Linked DNA regions of Mus musculus: regions 1 and 2 are each linked to region 3. Evidence: chromatin contacts called from ENCODE POLR2A ChIA-PET data. All regions are on one chromosome and are shown on one strand. The core of a region is the stretch at or near the end of the contact, and the rest is flanking DNA. Distances in the headings are between cores, read along the strand shown.

Region 1 (3,764 bases), core at 1,066-3,565, 420 kb before region 3:
AAATTTAAGAACAATCCCACCTTTCTCCTCTCCCCAAAGCAATTAATACTAACTAGAAGAGAGCATGGCTGGGGTACAGGGGCACAGGGCGCTAGGAGTCATAATCCTCTTCATCCTCTGCATCGGCTGCTGAGGGGCCGGGGGGTGCTGGTGGCAAAGGCAGGGGAGATGTGAAGGGTATGAAGGGAGTTGGAGGGCTGCGACAAAATGGAGAAAATCAGGCTTGCCACTATGCTGTGCCCAGCCCACAGGCCCCACCCCCTCCTCCAGAGGCAGAGGCAGATGTGGTCGTCCCCCCAGGAGGGAAGGTGCCAGAGAGGACCACTCTTTAGACTGTCTCCCTGACTACCGTGGAGACAAGACCTTCTCAGAACAATGTCTTGTGTCTAATGTCCCCTCCCATTCCCTAAGTCAGCCGCCACCATCAAGTGGCCAGGGAAGCAAACCTAACTGGCTATGGGGAGTTTGGCGTGCCCCTTTCTGGTGCTCCTGGGGTGCTCACCTCTGAAAGTGGGCAGGAGGGTGACTGGCTTGGGGTGGAAGCTGTGGTGTCTCTTCTTCCCCATCAGTATCTGTATCCTCAGACTCATCCTGAGAGCACGGAAGGGGTCAGGGTTAATGAGAGGGCCCGGGCCCATCTCTGGGGAGCCCAGACCCTGGGAGAGGAATGGAGATGGAGGAACAAGAGGCAGCAGACAAGGCTGAGGCCATCACCCATCAGCCTCACTCACCTCCTGCTCAGAGTCTGTCCCGGACAGCTTCTTGTCTTTGCCTTTGCTTCCCGTGCCTCCGTTCTTCCTGCCGCTGCTGCCCGGTTTCCGGCCCCTTCGGGAAGGTACAGTCCATCTGCACGAGGACTCTCTCCTCCTGGTTCATCCCCCAGCCACCCCCAACCTTGTGGCCTTGGCCTTCCCCACCTGTATACCGGGTCTTGGCTACCCACCTTCGAGGACCCTTGTCCCCATCCACGTGGTTGTCCTCCCCATCCCCCTGCATGTCAGGCACTGATGCCACCAAGTCTTTCAAGAAGTCAAACTGCTGCTCGAGTTCAATGCACTGCTTCCTAAAGAAGTGGGAAAGGAAGGGGTTCAAATGGGGCCCCCAAAACACTTAGGGAAGGATACAAACAACTTCTTCGTGTCAGTACAGTGGAACGTTAAAAACACCCCTACTTCCACCAGGCCTCCTGGGAGGGCCGGTGGCTCGGATCTGGTTGTATTCCCTGCACCTGAAACACCTAATCTCTCCTGCATCAGTCCAAATCCACAAAGCTGGCCTCCCTGGGCCTTGCACCACTCCCCCTGTCGGAACTCTGCCTCCTCAAAAGCCCCTCCCAGCTCGGCGGCCACTCACAGGTGGGACGTGGTCATGGTTTTGGCATTTCGAGACTGGGTCACCTGGCAAGCCTTCTTCAACAGGGACTCCAGGAAGAGCTCAAGGGCCCGGGCTGAAGACGTCAAGGAGAATCCAAAAAGGGGAGTGCCGCAGTCCCGCCCCACGCCCCTCAGCCCAACCGGCCCCTAGTAGGATACAGATGATGACAGGCACAGCTGCCGCCACCTTCCCAATCTCTTCGTCCGTCTGCATGATCTTTTTGATCCGCGCCTGCCGAAAGGAAGAGGACAGAGCTCGTCTCTTGCGTCCCTAACACGGGGGACAGAGGGAACCGGGGGTATCCCGGGAGAAGGAGAAGAGGGCGGGGGGCGCTAAGTCAGGAGGGCATGGAAGGGGCGGGGCGTCAGGCCGTGAACACCTAAAGGCACCCGCCCCCCCCACCAGCAGGACCTGGGCCCAAGCCTCCCGGGAGCCCTGCCTGCCGGGGCCCATCCGGGCCACGTGCTCACCGGCGGAAACCGCGCGTTATACTTCTTCTTCTTGCTTGGCATCTCGGGGCCTCTCGTTGCGCCGGGCCCAGCGCCGCCGCCCGCAGCCTCCCGGCCCCGGGCCTGTCCGCCGCCGGCCCGCCGCGGTCCCCCCCCCCACCCTCCCCGGGTCCTGGTGCCGTTTACTCCGCCTACACCACTTCCCGCAGGGTCCTAGTGCCGCCCGTAGACAAGCAGCTCCCCAAACTCGAGCGCTGGGCTTCGGATCCTCTGGGGCGGTGCGCGTCCTTCCCCGGGCTCGCCCGCCACGCCCACCCGCCCCCCAAGCTAAAGTACGAACGTTAGCTCCGCCTCCCGAAGACCTGCACCTCCCGGGATTCTCGCGCCGGCTCCGCCCCTGGACGCTGCCCGCCCCTTCCCCTGGAGCCCCCGCCCCTAGCCTTCTGGTTCCGCCTCTGGCCCCGCCCCGTGACTGTGTTTGTCTATAAAGTTGTTGTTGAGGTGGCGGGACCCTAAGATGGCGGCGGCGGCGGCGGCCGTGGCAGGGGCGGGGCGCGGCGGGGGTGGCGGCGGCGGCGGCGGCGGCGCAGCAGATCCCGGGCAGGAACGGAGCCGGGCCCGAAGTTGGGTTGGCGCGGAACGGAGTGAAGGCCGGAGGTGACTGCGGGGTGGCGAGAGGGACGGCAACCCTTAAGCTGTGGGCACTAATGGCGGCGGATGTGGTAGGGCTGGAGCCTGGTCCTCGCGCAGGCCTGGTCCTATCTGGTTCGAGTCTGGATGGTACCCATTGACCCCCTGATGGGCCGCTGCCCTCTCTGGGGCTCAGAGCCTCGGTGTTTCACGGTGCCCCCAATCGTTCACCGGGGGAGGCCTGGCCCTCTACAGCCATCCTCTGAGGTTGGCGACCCTGCGTTTTGCCTACGTCCATTATATTGCAGCGCCGCGCTACCTTGCAGGACTCTAGTCCGGTGGTGTAGCCGAGCCCCGTGCCAGTTCACACTTAAGCTCTGGCGCTCTTTACGGGCATGACCTTGGGCAAGCCCCTTTTCTTAAGAGTTTCAATTTCCTTGTTTGTAAGCAGTGAAAGTAGTACTAACTATAGCTACTCCACCTCAGGCGTCTTATTCTGGAGACAAATCTAGACAGGATCAGTTGTTACCCATTGTGAAGATGAAGCAACTGAGGCACAGACATTATGTCTTGCCCAGGGCCACAGTTTACTGCAGTGCCTGGCACCCTCCAGGACCCAGCACTTTTTATTTACTGTCTCAAACCTCTGACTCAGTTCCCTCACAACAGGATGGAACCAAATGAGGAGCTGGAAGAGGAAGACTCTCCAGGTGGCCGGGAGGATGGCTTCACTGCTGAGCACCTGGCTGCAGAGGCCATGGCAGCCGATATGGACCCCTGGCTGGTATTTGATGCCCGTACCACACCTGCCACAGAGCTGGATGCCTGGTTGGCCAAGTACCCACCATCTCAAGTTACTCGCTATGGGGACCCAGGTTCACCCAACTCTGAACCTGTGGGCTGGATTGCAGCCTATGGGCAGGGTTACACCCCCAACTCAGGGGATGTACAAGGGCTGCAGGCGGCCTGGGAGGCTCTGCAGACCAGTGGGCGACCCATCACACCAGGTACCCTGCGCCAGCTGGCCATCACCCACCATGTGCTCTCCGGCAAGTGGCTGATTCACCTGTCACCTGGCTTCAAGCTGGACCACGCCTGGGCTGGCATTGCCCGGGCTGTAGTTGAGGGCCGTCTCCAGGTGGCCAAGGTGAGCCCACGGGCCAAAGAGGGTGGGCGCCAGGTCATCTGTGTTTACACGGACGACTTCACGGACCGCTTGGGTGTGCTGGAAGCAGATTCTGCCATTCGTGCTGCAGGCATTAAGTGCTTGCTCACTTACAAACCTGATGTCTACACCTACCTGGGCATCTA
Region 2 (3,789 bases), core at 84-2,583, 360 kb before region 3:
GCAGCTGGCGCTTGGACTGGGCACGCCCTCTGGAGGCTTATGCCCTAATAAGGACATCTAGGGCATCCCGCGACCAGGGGCGGAAGGAGTGCGTCTCCAGGGTAACTGCGTGGCCCCTCCCCCCGTTGCTCTGGGAAACTGCTAGTCTCGAAAAAGGTGGAGCCAGCCTTCTCCTTAGGAGGGGCCCTTGGGAGAGAAGGGGGTCAAGCTTCGGCCTCCACCTGGAGCTCCAGCAGTGTAGCCCACGGGTGCAGTCACCTGGAGCTCCCGCAGTGTAGCCCACGGGTGCAGTCTGACTACAATCCCCTGACTACAACCCCCGGCATCCTCTGCGTGCTGCCTCGCTCCTGGGGAAGCTCCTCTTTTACACCCTTTATTCAGCTTGGGGAGGTCAAGGGCCCCGGTTTCCTTTGCCTCTGAGTTGTTTGCGACTTTGCCCTTTTTTTCTAAGGCCATGGTCATTGTTTCAGGTCAGAGAAATTCTCCTGGAGTTCCCACCCCAGTTTATTTTAAACTTTTGCTTTCATATAGATTCTCTTCAGTCTTTGTGCTAAAATGATCATAAACCTATCAACTCTGGAATTAAATTGAAGTATTCCTTTTCCTGTATCGTAAAAGAAACATAAAGAAGTTTTTTTTTTGTTTTGTTTTGTTTTGTTTTGTTTTTTGATTTTTCAAGACAGGGTTTCTCTGTGTAGCCCTGGCTGTCCTGGAACTCACTTTGTAGACCAGGCTTGCCTCGCACTCAGAAATCCGCCTGCCTCTGCCTCCCGAGTGCTGGGATTAAAGGTGTGCGCCACCATGCCCGGCCATAAGGAAATTTTTAGTGCACAACTCTTCACCCTTCCCCCATGAATTACGTTTGATCTAACAATTTGCCAAACGTCTTTAGACAACGCCAAAGCTCTCAAACTTTTTATGTTAGCATTTCCTGTTTTTTAAAAAATCCTATTTGTTGAAATTTTACTCCACGGGAGCATTTCTATTGGCTTGAAGACACCGTTATACTTGGCGATTCTCTTTTCTGTGAGAGAGGATCCCAAGCTGATGATTCAAAATCTTTTTTCAGGAACCATAAAGAACAAAAAACCACTTAATTTCTGGGATAAAGAAAGTAGAGAATTATATTCAGGTCATTTTTATCAAACGATGGGCCTCTGGCTCAGAGCGTTTTTTGGTCCATTGCACCAATGGGCTCACTCTCCGTGCAACAGCCCACGCCTCTCGGCCTCCGCCTACTCTGCGCCTCAAGCTCTGCGGAACCCGGTAGCAGCTAGTTCTATTTCGGTGCAAAATCCTCGGACTTCACTTCCCGTCGGCCCGCGCGGCAAGCGCCGGAAGGCCGCCCCGCCCCTCATTGTGCGGCTCCTACTAAACGGAAGGGGCCGGGAGAGGCCGCGTTCAGTCGGATCCCGGCAGCAGCTGCGGCGGCTCAGGTCTTCAGTTGCTCTTTCTGTCTCCCTTTCGTTTCCGGAAACATGGTGAGCATTAGGCCACTGCGCCCGAGGGAAGTGGGTTCGTGATCCGTCGCTTGCGCGCCGGGCGGGGTGGGGGCGGCAGAGAAGCGGTCTTGGTATCCCATCCCCCAGCACCCCGAGCGAGATTAAGGGTCTCATTGAAGGGCAGGCCGCGCGTGCGCGCCTCCGGGCGCTGGGAAGGGCCGATTCGGACGTCGCTCGCGCGCCCCCTGGCTCCTCTCCCCTCCCCCATCCTGCCTTTGCGCCAGCGCGGCCACTGGCCGTGGGGGAGGGGTCCAGTGTGCGGGGCCTCGGGCAACGCTCGCTGGTTCTCGATGGCGCGCGCTGGACCAGAGCACGCGGCATCCAAACCCTGGCCCGGGGCCGCTAGGGAAAAGCGCGCGAGGTGTCGGCGCGCGCCCCACCCAAGGGCTGTTCCCTTCCCCGCATCATCCTCCCTCTGCGGCTAGGTTGGTCTCCACAGCAGGTGGCAGGGATTCCGCCGTCAGGGCGGGGCGGGGGCGGCCGCGGTGTGGCTCTGGGAGATGCTGAGGCATCGGGGAACCTGATTGAGACGCTGGTTCTGGAGCCTTCTTGCAACACGAGTCACGGAGTGGGTTCCTGTACAGGCTATCGCCCCACTTCTAGAAAGAGCGATTACACACTCCATTCTGTAGTCACTGTACCTCGGGCTAGAGCTAGAACAGCGCGTGCGCACATGCTTGGGCCCTGCCATCCCGGCTGCAGCTCTAGCCGAGCTAGGCCTTTTGCTGCTCTGCCGGATGGGGCCGAGGGTGGAGCCGCGTTTAGGGAAGTGACCGAGGCGGGTACCGCCCGGAAGCCACCAGCTTTTATGCTTAGCCTGAGGGCACGGGAAACTGTTTTTTGGAGTGAGACTGGCCAGAGCTACCTCTCCAGCTGACTGCGTTTACGCCTATTCCTAAAGGCGAGCCTTAGGCGTTGAGACATCTGAGGTCCGGCCGCCTCGCTGCCTCTGGGCTACGAGTGTCTCTTGGGGAGGCCCTGAACCTAGTCCAATCTTTCTCCGCCTACTCCGGAAGCGGGTGAATCACGTGGCTAGCTTCCTCTGCAGTTCCATGGTGGTGGTGGGGAGGGTTGGTTGTAGATTTCTGATTGGGTCGTCCCCCAGGGCCGTACAAAGCAGAAAGTTTTCGGCGATTTGGGGCATCACAGTTTGACCTATTAATTTGTCAGTCTTTTTTTTTTTTTAAAGGACTCACCATTCTTGGATGACAGGGAGTTGTCCAGCAGGGCCTTAATTAAGGGTTGTAATTCTTGTGTATGGGAGATCTCGGCAGGAAAGAGTGTCATTTATACAATGACTGCATTTCTAATGAGCAATAAACTACCGAGCAGCTCTTGGTGTCTGTGAATTTCTGGTGTTCTGATTCTCTTTCCTGGAGATGAGACTATGGCCCAGGAGTTTGGTGTTTTGTATCTATCCTATGCTGGCATTTTAATCAGTATCTTTCGGGTTCTTTGAATCTGGTGTTCACAACTCAGCAAGTTTTTGTTTTCTTTTTGGCTTTTTTTTAAGAGACAGGATTTCTCTGCATTGCCCCTGCTGTCCTGGAACTCATTCTATAGATCTAAGACTGGTTTCAGACTAAGAGAAAGGCGTGTTCTACCACTCTTGGCTAAGGTCTTCTTTTTAATAAGTACTGTTCTAACATTTATGGGGATGTTGAACTAGATAATTGGATCTCTCCCTTGCAGGAGGTTTGTCCTAACTAGTTCTTAGATGATGAATTGGATAGGGAAAAAAGTCTGCAGGGACATTACTAATCTGTGTGGGGCTGAGAAGTGTGTTTGTTACTCTGACTGAGGTTTCCTGTAACTGCAAAGAATACCCCAGAATCCTTTCCCTTACAAGGCGTATTTTTGATTTGTCCCTCAGGCCTCTGGTGTGGCTGTCTCTGATGGTGTCATCAAGGTGTTCAATGACATGAAGGTTCGCAAGTCTTCAACACCAGAAGAAGTGAAGAAACGCAAGAAGGCGGTGCTCTTTTGCCTGAGTGAGGACAAGAAGAACATCATCCTGGAGGAGGGCAAGGAGATCCTGGTAGGAGATGTGGGGCAGACTGTGGACGACCCCTACACCACTTTTGTCAAGATGCTGCCAGACAAGGACTGCCGCTATGCACTCTATGATGCAACCTATGAGACCAAGGAGAGCAAGAAGGAGGACCTGGTGTTCATCTTCTGGTGAGCTCCGTATTCAGGCTCTTCTGCCTGCCTCTGGTTCCCTTTCTCAGAGCTTAACGGAAATTATTCCAGGTGTGGGGGGTGCCAGGGTTGTAACAACCCTTCC
Region 3 (4,330 bases), core at 774-3,273:
AGCTTGATCCATAACTCAGGTTTCACCTTGGAAGGCCATTGTTTCAGGACACTGTCATCTGAGCAGGGCTGTGAACCCAGGCCAGCCTGGTATACACAGCCAGGCCCTAAGTCATAAAAGCTAATGAACAAAAGGGGCCAGAACCACTGTTGCCACTCAACCACCCAGTATCAAATCCACACCCTGGGAGAGACCATTCCCAGGGACCACTTCGGGCCCACGGATCCCTTTTAGTCCAGAAGACGTCCCAAAGCCCAAATTAGATACGGCATCTACCAAGTCGGCAGAATTTGTGGCTAACTTGCGCCTTCCCACTGTTAAACCACAAACCCTACCCATTTTACAACCAGCTCCATCTAAGGAAGATTCCTCCACACCAGTCATTTACAACCCAACAGCTTTCCCCAACACCCACAAGTTTTCAGTTAAGAATCCCTCTGACCAATGCAGAGGCAGGCAGGCTGCAGAAGCAGGGAAGGTGGGCGAGGTCACTGGGGTCCCGATCTACAGTGCAGCACGCTGCGCAGACGTTAAAGTGTCCTACACCTTACGCAATCTTCTCGAGGCCAAGTTCGCAGCACAGAACTACAAAGGCTGGATGGAGGCTTGTTTAGAAGATGCAGCAGTCGAACGCCTCTACCCCCATGAAAAAGGGTGCCTGCTGCCATTCATGCATCCGCAAAGAATGATGCTCCCAGAACAAGACATTCATCTGGAACATTCACAGCCGACGGCCCCTCCGGCTGGAAGCACCTGCCCACCCCCTACAAGCTGACTTCAACGATGGCCTCCTGAGCACAGGGCTTCCTGAGAAAGGCCTGGACCCAGGGCAGGGACGCGCTTCCTAAGCCTCTGGAATTCACTGTGTAGGCGTCAACCGAGGCCGCTGTCTCCTCCAGGGTGAGCCCTCCTGCACTGCTACGACTCACACTGGCAGGGGCTCCATATCTCCTGGTGCCATCTGCTTGCCATGGTGAACACTATAGTGATAAACCACGTCCATGAAGCATTTGGGTGACCGGAAACATGGCTGTGAGCCCACCCCAGGGTCCACACTCACGTCCCGCCCTCTGTGAATCAACACCATCCCTCCCCGCCCAGTCAGGGTGTCCTCCACCTTTACCAAAATGCCGTGCCCAAGACTCCAGCACCGACTCTACATCCTCCACAGGCTTACCGGACGACCCAGGGGCAAGGTTTTAAGTGACCCCTTAACCTCAGAGTGAGGGGCAAGAGTAGGGAAGAGTGAGACCACAGAAGAGGAAGCACGGAACCTAGGCAAAGTCCAGAGAGGGCACTGCTATCTGAAAAATAAAGTTGTGATTAATGTGGCCCCAAGACTTGCGCCTTCAATCTCCATGGTCCCCGCCTGGCAGACCTGACAGTAAAAACAACTTGTCTCTGCAGCCTCCTCCGGCCTCCCCTCGCACCCCGAAGTGGGTGCAGACAGGCCACACCCAAATTACATACCACCCTGGGCCAGAGCTGTCCGCCCAGCGAAGCTAAGTCCACCTTCCATAAGACCAGGCCTCATCCCCAGGTGGGTTCACAACCCCTTATCTGGAAAAAAAGGGGTCTGCTGGTTTTGTCAAGATCAAAGGCGACCTCCACTACGCACCTAGTCCTGCCCCACTGCCTGTCCTCTATGATTTCCGGGGCCTTCAAGGGCCCCCAGTCCACCCGTCTCCATCAACTGCTGCTCTGCCACTCAAGTTAGGACACTGCCCCCATGTAGGCCTGTGAAACTTGTGCCCTCCTGGACGTCAAGTGCCAGCAGACAGCAGGGATAGCCTGGTCTTGAAAGCTGCTGGTTCTTTGTGGATTGTTAAAGGCGCTTTGGAAGCTGCCTTCCACACGTCCACTGTCCCAAAATCTAGTCTCCTTTATACTTAGCCCCGCTTCTCCTCGCACCCCCATCCTAGTGGCTGCCTCTAATTCTGCCACCTCTCTCATCTGAGCCCTGAACTGGCCACTGCCTCCCCACCACTAGCCCCAAGAGCGAGCCCTCCTTGTCACTAACTCCTACAGGTGGAGGTTACAACTTTTGCTTTTATACTCTTGTGTCGCGTCACCCAAACACTGCTAAACGGAACGATTCCTCCACGGGCACTTAAAAAAAAGTTCCTCCCCGACCTAGCCACAGAGCCAAAGGAGCCCACGAGGGGCGGGTCATGGCCTCCGTCAACCGCCACTCCCTCAGATTGCTCAATGATCCTTTTCTGCTCCTAGCGGTGCGTCACAGGATGAAGGGCATATCCAAAGATGATATTTGGGCGGTGAACACCACCGGGGATAAGTAAGTCCCCTTTGCTGCTGAAGGGTAGGGTCAGCTGTTGGGGAAGAGGGTCACACCGAATGTCAGCGCTGAAGGAAAAGTACACGGGTCGCCTCAGGTCACCACGCCCCGACGAGGTCCGAAAGTAGGGCCGGCAGAAAGCCTGGAAAATTCCACTCGGTGGCGGAGGGATCTCTGCGGTGGCGCGTCAGGCGGTAGGGGTGGGGGGGTTGGGGCGGGACCGGGCGCGTGACTTCTCGGGCGTTGCCGCCGCCTGCTCGCAGGGTGACGTCAGTGCGGGCAGCAGCAGGGTGGGGGTGGGGAAGAACTATCCCAGCAGCTTGGGTGGAATGCTTAATTGCGTCTAAGGTTAATTAAATTGCGGGAAAGGTGGTTGCAAGCTATGATAAAGCAAGACTTTTGTATGGTACACATGCATATAGAATGAATGTGTGTATGTAATGTTTATGGTTGAAGAGCGCCCAGTACAGTTAAGTGATTTTAGAAAACATTTTTGCTTTTGGGTGTGGTATAGTGAGAAAAAATATTTTTAAGCTGCATTTCTCTGCGACAGTGTATGGTGGAGTTCAAGGCGTGGGTTTAATGACCACTGGGGGAGCCAGGCTGGCTGTCTACTTGGGGTGGGGTCCAGCACAGGTCCAAAAGCAAACGTTGTCCACAAACAAGGGCTTAGTGAGGGTTTTGAAAAGGGGAATTGTCACCGCCCATGTCAGTGAGGAGCTCGGACAGTCTGACAACCCCCCACCCCCACCCCACCCCGCCATGAAGCATCTACTCAGCTCTTCTGCCACCTGCCTCCACATCCCCCCCCCCCCATACTCCCCAAAATAAAAAAGCTGGTTCAAGCACGCAGAATGAAAAAGGCAGCTGGCAGAATTAACTGCCCGGAAGTCTCCTCCCAGGCTCGACACCCACTCTACAAACAAAACCACCCAGTGACAACAGGCTCCCTTAGCAACCCGGAGGAGGGAAGGAGGGGGTTGTTTTCCGGCCTCTAGCATATGGAATCTGCAAGCAAGGCCCGGCCTAGACTGCACCCTCCCGTTCCCGGAAAACTGGTGACTCTCTCTCTCATGTGACCAGCACAGAGGGTGATTATGTGGCAAGTGCTGGCTTGCTCACCGGTTCTTATGCCACGTAGATTCCTGCGCCTCACCCTTCTCCAAGGGCTAACCTAATCAGCCTTTTATTTATCTTTCTTTCTTTTTAATTCCAGAAAGGGTCTCATTTTGTCTCATACTGGCCTGTACTTCTTGGCTCATCCTCCTGCCTCAACCTTTTTAGTGCTGGGATTACATTACCACTATGTCCGCCTGGCATCAGTTCCAAGTGTCGGTGGTGGGTGGCGGTGACTGCCTGCAAGAACAGGGAGTTGCTTGTTAAAATGTTCTAGAATGCCAGGAGGCGGCTATGAAAGCAGGAGGGAGGGAGGGGCTCCCTGTGGCGGGCCTAGCCTGTGGAGTCAGTCTTTTCTGACTTTGAGGTGCTTAGGCAATTGTTCAACCACCTTCAATTTCCCTTCATATTATTCTTCAGTCCCAGGAACAGCTTTTGAGACTTTTTTTTTTTTGAATTAGTAGGAACAGGGTTAATTGGTAACACACCAAGCCTAGGGCTGTGTAAAGCTAGGTCGCCTGGTCACGCACAGATGAAGCATTTGTGTGCTCACAAGTCTGCAGCAGCCCAGGGACTGTCTCCAGTTCTCAAGGGCAAGATGGCAGTGTCAGAGGCTCCTGGCCTTCAAGGACAGTTTTCTTTGGAAACAATGTATTTGAGGGGAGAGGTGAGGAGGCCTTAGGGCCGAGGCTGTGCCCACCCTTCGCTGGTGGACATACCCAGAGTTTCTTCCTTCACACAGAGGACCTCCATCCCACTGAAGGACTAGGGCAGAGCAGCAACTCCCCCAATCAAAAAAGCTGTTCCAGGAGATTGTGGTAAACAGGTCTGTGGGTGGGGCTGAGGGGTGACAGCCAGAGGAGCCTGCCTGGTTTCTAAGGCATGCCCCTTCCCAGCTATGGGATTCTGGGATGGAGG

The links. ChIA-PET counts read pairs that join two places held with the same protein, here RNA polymerase II (POLR2A).
Region 1: POLR2A ChIA-PET joins it to region 3 with 10 read pairs in Patski. The contact joins the promoter of AI837181 here to the promoter of Neat1 in region 3. POLR2A ChIA-PET finds 5 or more read pairs at or near these places in 3 of 5 experiments (Patski and embryonic stem cell).
Region 2: POLR2A ChIA-PET joins it to region 3 with 74 read pairs in Patski. The contact joins the promoter of Cfl1 here to the promoter of Neat1 in region 3. POLR2A ChIA-PET finds 5 or more read pairs at or near these places in 4 of 5 experiments (Patski and embryonic stem cell).

Annotation. Positions count from the first base shown.
Region 1 is chr19:5,422,829-5,426,592 of GRCm38, forward strand. It overlaps AI837181 (expressed sequence AI837181), which reads left to right and starts at 2,316. Exons shown (of 2, transcript NM_134149.2): 1 at 2,316-2,480; 2 at 3,123-3,764. The coding sequence starts at 2,341. It overlaps Drap1 (Dr1 associated protein 1 (negative cofactor 2 alpha)), which reads right to left and starts at 2,151. Exons shown (of 7, transcript NM_024176.2): 1 at 1,845-2,151; 2 at 1,533-1,605; 3 at 1,354-1,447; 4 at 944-1,063; 5 at 732-825; 6 at 503-591; 7 at 1-197. The coding sequence starts at 1,886. The coding sequence ends at 92. 4930481A15Rik (RIKEN cDNA 4930481A15 gene) reads left to right here. Exons shown (of 4, transcript NR_027938.2): 4 at 1-19.
Region 2 is chr19:5,489,122-5,492,910 of GRCm38, forward strand. It overlaps Cfl1 (cofilin 1, non-muscle), which reads left to right and starts at 1,334. Exons shown (of 4, transcript NM_007687.5): 1 at 1,334-1,481; 2 at 3,376-3,683. The coding sequence starts at 1,479.
Region 3 is chr19:5,843,455-5,847,784 of GRCm38, forward strand. Neat1 (nuclear paraspeckle assembly transcript 1 (non-protein coding)) reads right to left here and starts at 2,024. Exons shown (of 1, transcript NR_131212.1): 1 at 1-2,024.